Regions from separate parts of the Homo sapiens genome. Here region 2 is linked to region 1. A link is a loop called in an ENCODE intact Hi-C map of the cell type or tissue named here. Cell type or tissue: PC-9. All regions are shown on one strand. Region 1 has its middle 18 kb from the start of CABP7-DT. Region 2 overlaps ASCC2 (activating signal cointegrator 1 complex subunit 2).

Region 1 (5,000 bases):
ATGTGCTCCAGCCTGGACAGGACCGAAGGTGGCTAATACCAGTCCTGTCACCGGAGGGTCAGAAGCAGCACGCTTGGGGCAGACACACAGCAGCCACCAAGTCAGGCTCCCCTGTAACGCTGGGGGAGAGACCTCACGGGGCCCCTGAGCCCAGTGGAGGTCATCCTTGAGTATCCACAGCTCTTGGCCCCCTGGTGTCCCCCTCCCCATACCTTCCCTGCCCTGAGGAGCTCCTGAGGGTGGGGTGTTTCCCTGAGCCCTGCCTTGCAGGGTTCTCCACCCTACACACAGCATGCACTGGACACAGCAGGGAGGGGACTCTGGACTGGGGCTGGGAGCTGCCCCCACCACCTTCTGAGGGGAAGAATCTGCCCCAGCTGGGAGCTGCTCTCCCAACTTGGCATTTCCAGGGGCCCTTCCTACGTGATGTGGGGAGCCCTGGCATCCCCAGCCGCTCTCCCCCTTCCATGGGAAAAGAGGAGGGAGGAGAGGAAAGCCGTATTAATAAAAGAATAGGATACTGCACTAACCCCACAGCATGTGCGGCTCAGAATAGCAATGCGCCTTCTCAAGGCAAACAAAACTCCCCAGGTGTTAATGCAAATTCACTCCAGTTAAGATGAAAGAGGGTTGTTTCCCCCTTTGCTGGTTAATATGAAGGACTTAATAGATTCAGCCTCAGGAACTCAGGAACTCGGGCTGGGTGCGGAAGGCTGGCGAGTGAGGAGGGGGAAGGATGAAGGCGTGGGCAAAGAAGGGAGGTCCCATGGGTTTCGGGGCAGAGCAACTGTCACAGCAGGCCCGGCCGACGCTGCGGCTCCTGCCACCCCCCTCTGCCACCCGGGCTGACAGGCGCTGGGCCTGGTTGCTCAAGAGGAAAACCCAGAGTGGCCATGCCAATCCCCGCCCTGGCGCCTGCTGCCTTTCACTTGAGCTCGGGGGCTGGCAGCATGGTGGCCCCTCCCGAATTTGTGCCAGAGGATAGTGGGTCCAAGAGAAAGGAGGGATGTGGTGGGAGCTCTAACACAGGCCCCAGGCTGGGGTCCCTGCAGGGCACCTGGTTCCACTCCGGCTCCCGGCCATGGCTGTAGCCATAGCCACTCCTGCGGTATCCTGGGCCAGTCACTCCCATTTTGGCTCCTTGGAAGGTGAAGCTGGCTTGACATGGCCTTGGAGGACCTCGGGGGACCAGTCTGTGGAGTTGGAACCTAAGGGGGCCTCGAGTTCTGCTGGTCCAAACCTGACCTTCTATAGCCAAGGCATGGAAGCCCAGAGAGTGGAAGGGACTTACTCAAGGCCACACAGCAACAGGCGGAGAGCTGCAGGGGATCAGAGCCCACAGCCAGCTGGCCTGAAGCGCAGGCTGGACCATTGAGCTGCCTTCTGCTGGGACAGACAGGGCCCTGTCCTCCCAGAGTGGAGCTCCTCTCCAGCCCCGGGCTCCAGGCTAATCTGCTCATCCCAGAGCACTTGACTTTCTCAGATATATTCCCTGGGAATTATCCTCTGCTGAAAATCCCCAGGGCCCAAGGAGGGCCCCTGCTGGGGAGGATGGAGACACCATGCGCAGCTTGCCACAGCAGGGGTGTGCCAGGGTTCCTGGGGAGGCGCTGCCTGGCTCAGCTGGGGATAAAGGGAGACTTCAGAGATCCGGGGAGGGCCGGCCTGAGGCTGGGCTGTCCCTGTCGGTCCACTCCACTCCTCCAAATTTAACTCCTCTCTCTCTCTCTCAGGGTAAATGGCACAGCAGGTGCCTGCCTGGGACACCTCAGCAGCCTTCTTTGCTTTGTTTACCGACTTAATTCCTTCAGATCAAAGGCTGCCCCTTCCTCCCTGAGCAGGCAGATGGGGAATGACATTATTTATATCAGAAATGGGCAAGGCTCCATGGGACTTCTTCCTTATGCCTGATAAGAGAAAATTAGGTCACTCCCGTGCCTCCCTGGCGTCTGCAGTTGGGTTTTTACAGCCCAGGTACTCACAGGCTCAGGGAAGAGCTCATGTGCACAGTGTGGCCCACCTGGTTCTCTCCCACCCTGAGCCTCCAGTCAATTATTGACCTGAGCAGCCAGTATTAATGGGACAAAATGAGAACATCCTTCGCAGGCAGCTCCAGCCCGGAGTTATCTATCATTTCCCGGGCTTTGCAGCTGGCACTGGGCAAACATGGGCTTGGACAAACAGACCAGCTGCAGGCTCATTAAGCTCAGGGTGCAGGTGGAGGGGATGGAGGCCACAGGGGAGCCGTGAGTGGGCCTGATCCCTCTGAGCTGTGACATCCCCTGAGTCACTATGGCTCTTTCCTTTGCTTCCTCTTGCCCTCTGCCCCCAAAAGAAGTATCAGAAAAAAAGCCACCGTGTACCAAGTGGTGACTCACATCTAGGCAAGGTGCTTAGAGCTTTCTGGGCATTCGTAATCCCCACAAAACCCTATAAAATTCCCATTTTACAGGTGAAGAAAACTGCAGTGCCCAATAGACTGGACAATTTACGTAGGCTCACATGGCTGGTCAGTGGCCTAGCAGGAACGCAGGTTTGTCTGTGTTCTGAGGCAGGGAGGGCTCTTAGCCTCTCAGCTGTGCCGTTTCCCCAGCTCCCCCTGCAGCTAATGGTAGAGATTTCACCTTTCTTCAGGCCAGCTGCGTCTATTACTTGTAAGTTACGGTAACACTGCGACAGGTCCACACCCCTTTTCTTAGAAACCTGAGTGCATTTTGTTCCTGTTTTTCACGTTATCCTGACAACATCCCCCGGGTACCCAGAGGCCTCACTGTCAACTGTCTTCACAGGGGGTGGAAGGTCTGGCCCTTGTGGGGAAGGAAGAGCCAGGTGCCCTCCACCTCTCTGCCCTGGGCAAGTGTGGCTTAGGGGAGGGGCGAGATGCCTCTGGCTGCTCCCACTGCGGAGCCCTTCAAGAGAAGTCTTGATTTCAGCTCAGAGGCAAAATGCCAGGTGCTATTCTGGGGCCAAGTTGGTGAGAAATGGGCATCAAGTGGAAACCAGGAGAGGACACGGCGGGGGTTCCTCTCCGAGTCAGCTCGAGTCCTTGCTGGGCAGATTAACGGCCCTGTAATTTTCCCCAGGTGCTCCCATCACGGCGCAGAGGTCCAGAGCCATCTCTCTGGAAGCGAGCTGCGGTCTCCCTACCGGAGCTGGGGCTGTGGCTAGGATCCTGCCATAATGCAGTAATGACAGGCTGCCAGGGAGCCCCACACGGCCTGGCAGGGGAGGGGGAGAGGAGCCCTTGGCCTCCCTCTCTCTGCTGGAGATGACGCTGCCTGGGCTGTCTGAAAGGGAGACGGAGAACATGCGGGTGCCCGACTTTCTCTTCCCCAGACGGCTAAGAAATTGGACTAGATACAGTCACAGCAGTCTTCTCGCCAATACCTTTCCCCCCAGAGTTTCACTGCCAACTCTTCATTATATGTGGGTGGCTCCTTATCCTCTCTGCCACACGAAGGCTTCTGGGGTAGGCAGCCCTGGGGAACAGCTGTCAGGAACTCCCCACTCAGGCGAGGACCAAAGGCAAAGAATGAAGTGCTAGCAGGGAGGCCAGAATGAGCCACTTGGGGCTCCGATGGGACTGGCGGCAAATGCCACAGTGAAGCACTGAGGTCTGGCCCCCCCGCTTTGCATTTACAGCAGGGTCACTACAGACTAGAAAAAACAGCAAAGAATTCAACTGATCTCCTCGATACCAAAATACCATTAGAATCAGTCATTGGAACTCTGGTATTAGTAATTCTAACTCTACTTAGCGGGGACCTCTGACCTCAGGTCCCATTTACTATTTTGGTGGGGGTGGGGGGGCGTCGGGTTGTCTTTAATAGAAAGGTTAGGTAAAAATATTGCCTGGACGGCTTTAAATGACCAATATTTTTCAAAGTGCTTTCTTTGGCTTAGACTACGGAGGAAATCAAACTGCTTCCAATTACTAAAAATAACAATCTACATTTGCAAAATGAGTTTATATTATTCATCTAATAAAAAGTCTAATTAGTTACCTTTTTTTTTTGAGATGGTCTCACTCTGTCACTTTTTTTTTTTTTTGAGACAGTCTCGCTGTTACCCAGGCTGGAGGGTAGTGGCATGATCTTGACTCACTACAGCCTCACACTCCCAGGTTTAAGTGATCTTCCCACCTCAGCCTCCCAAAAAGCTGGGCCTATAGGTGCAGCCACACCTGGCTAATTTTTAAATTTTTTTGTAGACACGGGGTCTCTCTATGTGGCCCAGGTTGACCAATTCTATATATTCAAAGCTAACAACAAATTGTTAAAACTTTTCATATTCTTGCCGGACACGGTGGCTCACGCCTGTAATCCCAGCACTTTGGGAGGCCGAGGCGGGCAGATTGCTTGAGGTCAGGAGTTCGAGACCAGCCTGGCCAACATGGTGAAACCCCGTCTCTACTAAAAATACAAAAAAATTAGCTTGGCATGGTGGCAGGTGCCTGTAATCCCAGCTACTCAGGACGCTGAGGCAGCAGAATCACTTGAACCGGGGAGGCAGAGGTTGCAGTGACCTGAGATCAGGCCACTGCACTCCAGCCTGGGTGACACAGTGAGACTCTGTCTCAAAAAAAAAAGAAAAAAGAAAAAACTTTTCATATTCTTTAGTTTATCCACTTCAAACATCTTTCTAAAAAAAAAAACAAACACAAGTTATGTATAACTCAAAACATTTTGGAAAGACGTTGTGTATTTTGATAGGCTGTTTTCCTCACTGGCTTGTGCAATGGAAACCTGAAGTATGTCCTGACAAGTGTGTCGAGTGGGTCCCTTAGAAGTCCCGGCAGCCACACTGTGCTGTCTGACTCTCCAACTGGGGCTGCAGTGCTTCGGGACAGAGTTATCCTATAGAAGTTTTGGTCTTAATAAAGGACTTTTGTTGCTTAAGAAAACAGAAGCAAAACCCAAACTATAAGCTCTGCAGTGGTGATTTCCAACTTCAAGTGCAAATGTCACATAGCCCTGACAGTGGCTGCGCCTCATTTACTC
Region 2 (5,000 bases), 98 kb before region 1:
TCACACCTACCATTTATTTGGCCCACTGCTGCCCTGAAGGCCCCATGGGACAGCAGGAACCAGTGCCCGAAAGGGTGTTTCTTCCATGAGCAAGTGATGTTTACCAATCACTTGTTAACTTGAGAAATTAGCTTTGTGCCTTTGGACAAGTTCCTCAGCCTCTGAGGCACAATGAGGTTGAGTGATCTGTGACTACTGATCTTATGCGACTATTACGAGCATTAAATGTGGGATAGCGCTTTTAAGAAACAGAAGGAAACCCTGTGTGAATGGCATGCAGAGAATGAGGGGGAGCTTTGTTTGAGGTGTGGCTGCATACCCAGGCAGAGGCCAGATCAGGCAGCAGCTTATCTCCCTCTTCAAGGTTTTGAGATTGTGTCCTAGGAGTGCCTGTTGAAGGGAACTGAAAAATCCGATGGATTTAATACAGCAGGGGGAAGTGGGGTGCAGATTGCATCAGCTGGCAGGGCCCCCTTAAATTGATCTCTGTGTCCCCCACCCAGAGAAATGAAACCAGACCCTACACCCCTGCTGACGTCTCGCCACAACGTCTTCCAGAATGACGAGTTTGATGTGTTCAGCAGGGACTCAGTAGACCTGAGCCGGGTGCACAAGGGCAAGAGGTGAGTGCAGTGGGCCATGGGGTTCCGATACCCCAACTCTGGAAGTGCAGAGAGGACACAGGGAAACCAAGGGCTCCATCTTCGCAGAATTGGCCATGGAGTATCAGCACAGGGATCCCTTCACAACCCTAGACCTGTGCACCCCCAGTGGTTAGGAGCAGGTTCTCTACTGATCAGGCTTCAGGTTCTGACTCTGTGCAGGGAGGCTGTTAGTGAATCCCCCCTGTTGATAGCAAAAGGCCAGAAGGGCCAAAACTATCCCCCTCTTCCCTTCTTCTTACATCTTTTAATGTGTTAACCATCAAATCACTGGTGGACAGTGCTTCCCAGAAACCACTCTTTGACCTGATTTTCCCCAGGCTGTGAGAAAATTAAGGACTTTGAATGAGCTTTTCAGAAGGTGAACATATTCCACTTTAAGGCCTTTCTATTTATTTTTAGTTTATGTCCTTCCTACTTTTTTGGCATTGAAAATTCCGTTCATGATTTATCCATTTATTCAACAAATATTTGTCTAATACTTACAGCATTCTAGGCTCTGGATTAATTAGGTTCTGGGGATATAGTGGGGAGTGAAACAGACACGGCCCCTGCCCACGTGGAGTTTGCATTAATCAACTCATCAAACAAGCAACATCAAATTGCAGGTATAACAAATACTACAAGCTGGAGGTGCACAGAATTCTGAGCCTTTGGTAGGGCTTCACCCCAGTCAAGAAGGCTCCTCTGAGAACATGACATGGGACCGAGAGCTAAAGGGTGAGGAGGGGTCACTTCTGCAAAGGAGGGAAGGAGAAGCTTCCCAAGCAGAGCAACAGGGACAGTGGTCCCGAGGCCATAGTGAGCACAGCAAAGGGTCCCATGAACCGACAAAGCCAGCATATTTTATGTTTTGAAAAGATCAGGGCTGGGTGCAGCGGCTCATGCCTAGTCCCAGCACTTTGGGAGGCCAAGGCAGGTGGATCACTTGAGTCCAGGAGTTCGAGACCAGCCTGGGCAACATAGCGAAACCCCATATATACAAAAAATACAAAAATTAGCCGGGTGTGCTGGCACACGCCTATAGTTCCAGCTACTCTGGAGGCTGAGGCAGTAAGATCACTTAAGCCCAGGAGGTCAAGGCTGCAATGAGCTGTGATCGTGCCACTGTACTCCAGCCTGGGTGACACAGTAAGAACCTGTCTCAAGAAAAAAAAATAAGAGAGTTCACCCAGCGTTGGAATGATGACCCATCAGAGGGACAGAGAGTTGGATGTCATGGTAAAGAGTACAACATCCAAGTAGAGAACAGCAAAATAAGATGTATTCTAGTCCCCCAAAGTTCTGCATGGAATCTAGAAATCAGGGGACTTCTTTACAAGTACAGGCTGCTCTTTCACCATCACGTGAATGGGGACCGTGAGGTTCAGAGAGGGAGGAGACCAGCCAGCCTTGTTCCTGTGGTAGGAGCCCCAGTGGCGGAAATGCCAGCTGCTTCTTCAGTTAGGGCCCTGTGCTGTTACCCCTCCCTAGGGCTGTCCACTGCTAAAAGCTTGGCTGGCTGAGGGCTTGGGGAACTGGCGCAGGGCAACTACAAAGCCGTCTGGCTGGCTGGACAGGAAGCACTTGCAAACTGCTTAGTCATACACATTGCAACACCCCCAGATCCCAGGCCAAAGATGTTATCCTGGATCAGTGGCCGCTATTCCAGGCCAGCATGGCCCTCTGTAGCTCCAGCGGTGGGCAAGGGGCAGACAAGGGGTCCTCCAGGCTGGCGAGAAGCCTGGCCCCCTGCTCCAATCCAGGAAGCCTGATTGGTAAGTTCCCCACAGAGATTAGCCATCTCTGGATATGGCCTTTCACCTTGATCTGTGGTTTTGTCCAGGGCCCATGGTATTGTAAAGTCTCATCTCACCCCACCTAGGTCATAAGTCACCTACGAGCATTTGCCAAGGGGCTGGTCCCAGCTGTCAGGGTCAGCAGAGTGGCTGGCATTGAGGTGGCCAGGTTTCTGGAACACTGTGCCCTTGTTCCTGGGGCCCTCTGGGCTGGCACGCAGAGAGACTCACTGTGCTGGGTAGCCCAGGGGCTGCAGATTGCAAAGAGGCAAAGCCTCCATTCATGTGTTCATTATTTATTCATTCAGCAAATATTTATTAAGAGATTTAGTAGCACCAGATCCTATGCTAGACACCAGGGAAACAGGGTGAGCTGGATACCCGGCCTTGCCCTCAAATGATCATAAGAAAGACCATTAAACAAGTAAGGACAGAGTGGGAGGTGCTGGGGTGGGGTACACAGGAACTTCGGCAGGGACACATGTCCTAATCCCATGAGAAATTAGGTAGGACGCTGCAGATGGTAGTGGAGTTAAAATGTGTTCGTTGTTGAATCAGATAGGCTGTACTCAGTGCTTAAGTAGTAAGGAAATCTGTTCCCTTGCATGACAAGGCGGTGTAAGGTAGGGCCGTCTAGGCTTGGTTGACCTATCATCCAGAATGTATCTTTCCAGTCTCTTGGGGCCTCACTTCGTGGTCAGGCTACTTCCTTTGAGGCTGCAGAGGGGCTGCAGCTGTTTCTACTATGGCTTCCAGACATGACAGTGCCAGGAGATAGTCCAGACCAGGTCTTCCTGTGTCTCTCCTAGAGCCTAGGATACCTTTCCCAGAAGTCTCCAATACCCCTCATATCTCATCAGGAAAACCAACTCACAGGGTGCAGGCCTGGAGCTCCAGGGTGAAACGGAAAGGTAGAAAGACCTAAAGAAAATGTAGGGTCTGTTTGGAGAATGGGTGAGGTGCAGCATGGCTGTTGTGGAGACATCAATACATGTGCTACAGGTATATCATAGCCAGTGAAGGAGTCAGTGGGCAAGAGGCAGGGTCCCCTAATCCCTTTGGACCATTCCATGGTGCCCTGGAAGACAACATGTGTTCTAAAAATATCTGTGCCGGCTGGGCGTGGTGGCTGTAATCCCTGCACTTTGGGAGGCCAAGGTGGGTGGATCACCTGAGGTCAGGAGTTCAAAACCAACCTGGCCAACATGGTGAAACCCCATCTCTACTAAAAATACAAAAAACTAGCTGGGCATGGTGGCAGGCATCTGTAATCTCAGTTACTCGGGAGGCTGAGGCAGGAGAATCATTTGAACCTGGGAGGTGGAGGTTGCAGTGAGCCAGGATCACACCATTGCACGCCATCCTGGGCAACAAGAGTGAAACCCTGTCTCAAAAAATAATAATAATTAAAATTTTATTTTAAGTGTCTGTGCCCTTGGTCTGCCTTTTGGGGAGTCGCAGAGCACATTAAGGCTCTGAAAAGTCCTGTAGTAAAAGAAACAGGATTCACTTTGTTGAGCCCAGAAAGTGCTGGATCTGCTTCGACATGTCATTTCTTTCTCACATCAGCCCTGGGAAGTGGGTGCCAAGAGAAGGAACTGAGACTTAGCGAGGTTAAGGGACTTGCCTGTGGTCACACAGCCCAGGAAGTGGCAAAGCAGACCTGAATCAGGAGACCTGTGTCTGGCCCTGGCTTTGCTCTTAGTAGCTGTGTGACCTTAAGAGGGTTGCTCTGCCTCTCTGGATCCCCTGATTCTTCACCTGGAAAAGTAGGAGTCTGTTGCTTCCACAGGCTCTTTAGAAGTTCAAAGGCAGGAGTCACCCTGCTAAGGACCAGTTTGAATTGGGCCTTGAAGGACAGGCTTGAGGAGATGAGGAAGGGAAAGGTGGCGAGGTTTCAGGGGCACCTGCATATTCCCAGGGCTTGCTCCCATCTTGGAGGCTGAGGAAGCTACCTGCTCCAGAGGGTCTCTGCAGCCACCATTGCCTGTGTTTCCAGGCTTGACTGAAGTTCTGGCCTCTGATGCATCTTTTCCCAGCTGGCTTTGGTCCTGATTTTTCTTTTTCCTTTCTGGCTCCAAATGAGGTCTGGGGCCAAGGTTGCATCTCCCTGGACAAGCTGCCCAGGTGCCCGGGCTTCACTGTCCCTACCTGTGTCTTCTTCCAGGGCATAGCTAGGGTGGGTGGAGCTTGCCATGCTTCTCTGCCTGGCCCTGCCAGGGAGCCACATAACCAGAGGCCACACAGCATGAAAGAACTGCCCCACTGCACAGAACCAGGGATGGGATGGACCAGAAGCCGAAGGTGTAGCAGAAAGGATGGTGATGCCTCTCATTCTTCCTCAGTCTCCTGGCCCAGCACAGGTCCTGGAACCTATTAGGCCCTTAGGAAATATGTGTCAAATGCATGGGTGTGCTCCTACCAGTGGCACCTACCACCTGAACAAGCTTGGGCTCCTTTTTCTTCCTCTCTACCTCTTTTTCAGCTTAGCATAGAAAGCCAGGTACAGGGCCAAGGTCACAGTCACAGGCCCCTTCCCTGGTGGATGTGAAAGATTTCT

Evidence for each region. A loop is a pair of places that touch in the nucleus more often than their neighbours do. Peaks named below come from ENCODE experiments on the same cell type or tissue, not always from the same donor. Only the 100,000 strongest peaks of a DNase experiment are listed, where the experiment ranks them.
Region 2: a loop joins it to region 1, with 4 times the contacts of the local background. A loop is called at or near these places in 1 of 110 quality-filtered maps.

The regions. Positions count from the first base shown.
Region 1 is chr22:29,699,021-29,704,020 of GRCh38, reverse strand. No RefSeq gene overlaps it. Among named protein-coding and RNA genes, the nearest start is that of CABP7-DT, 18 kb to the left of the region's middle. In PC-9, CTCF peaks have their summits at 1,546 and 2,529; DNase peaks (open chromatin) are centred at 1,820 and 2,340; H3K4me3 peaks cover 660 bases; H3K27ac peaks cover 3,600 bases.
Region 2 is chr22:29,796,614-29,801,613 of GRCh38, reverse strand. ASCC2 (activating signal cointegrator 1 complex subunit 2) reads left to right here. Exons shown (of 20, transcript NM_032204.5): 15 at 504-623. Among named protein-coding and RNA genes, the nearest start is that of UQCR10, 32 kb to the right of the region's middle. RefSeq lists enhancers at 37-1,032, 1,924-2,424, 2,425-2,925. In PC-9, no CTCF peak of the experiment used is centred here; DNase peaks (open chromatin) are centred at 2,173 and 2,633; H3K4me3 peaks cover 1,476 bases; H3K27ac peaks cover 5,000 bases.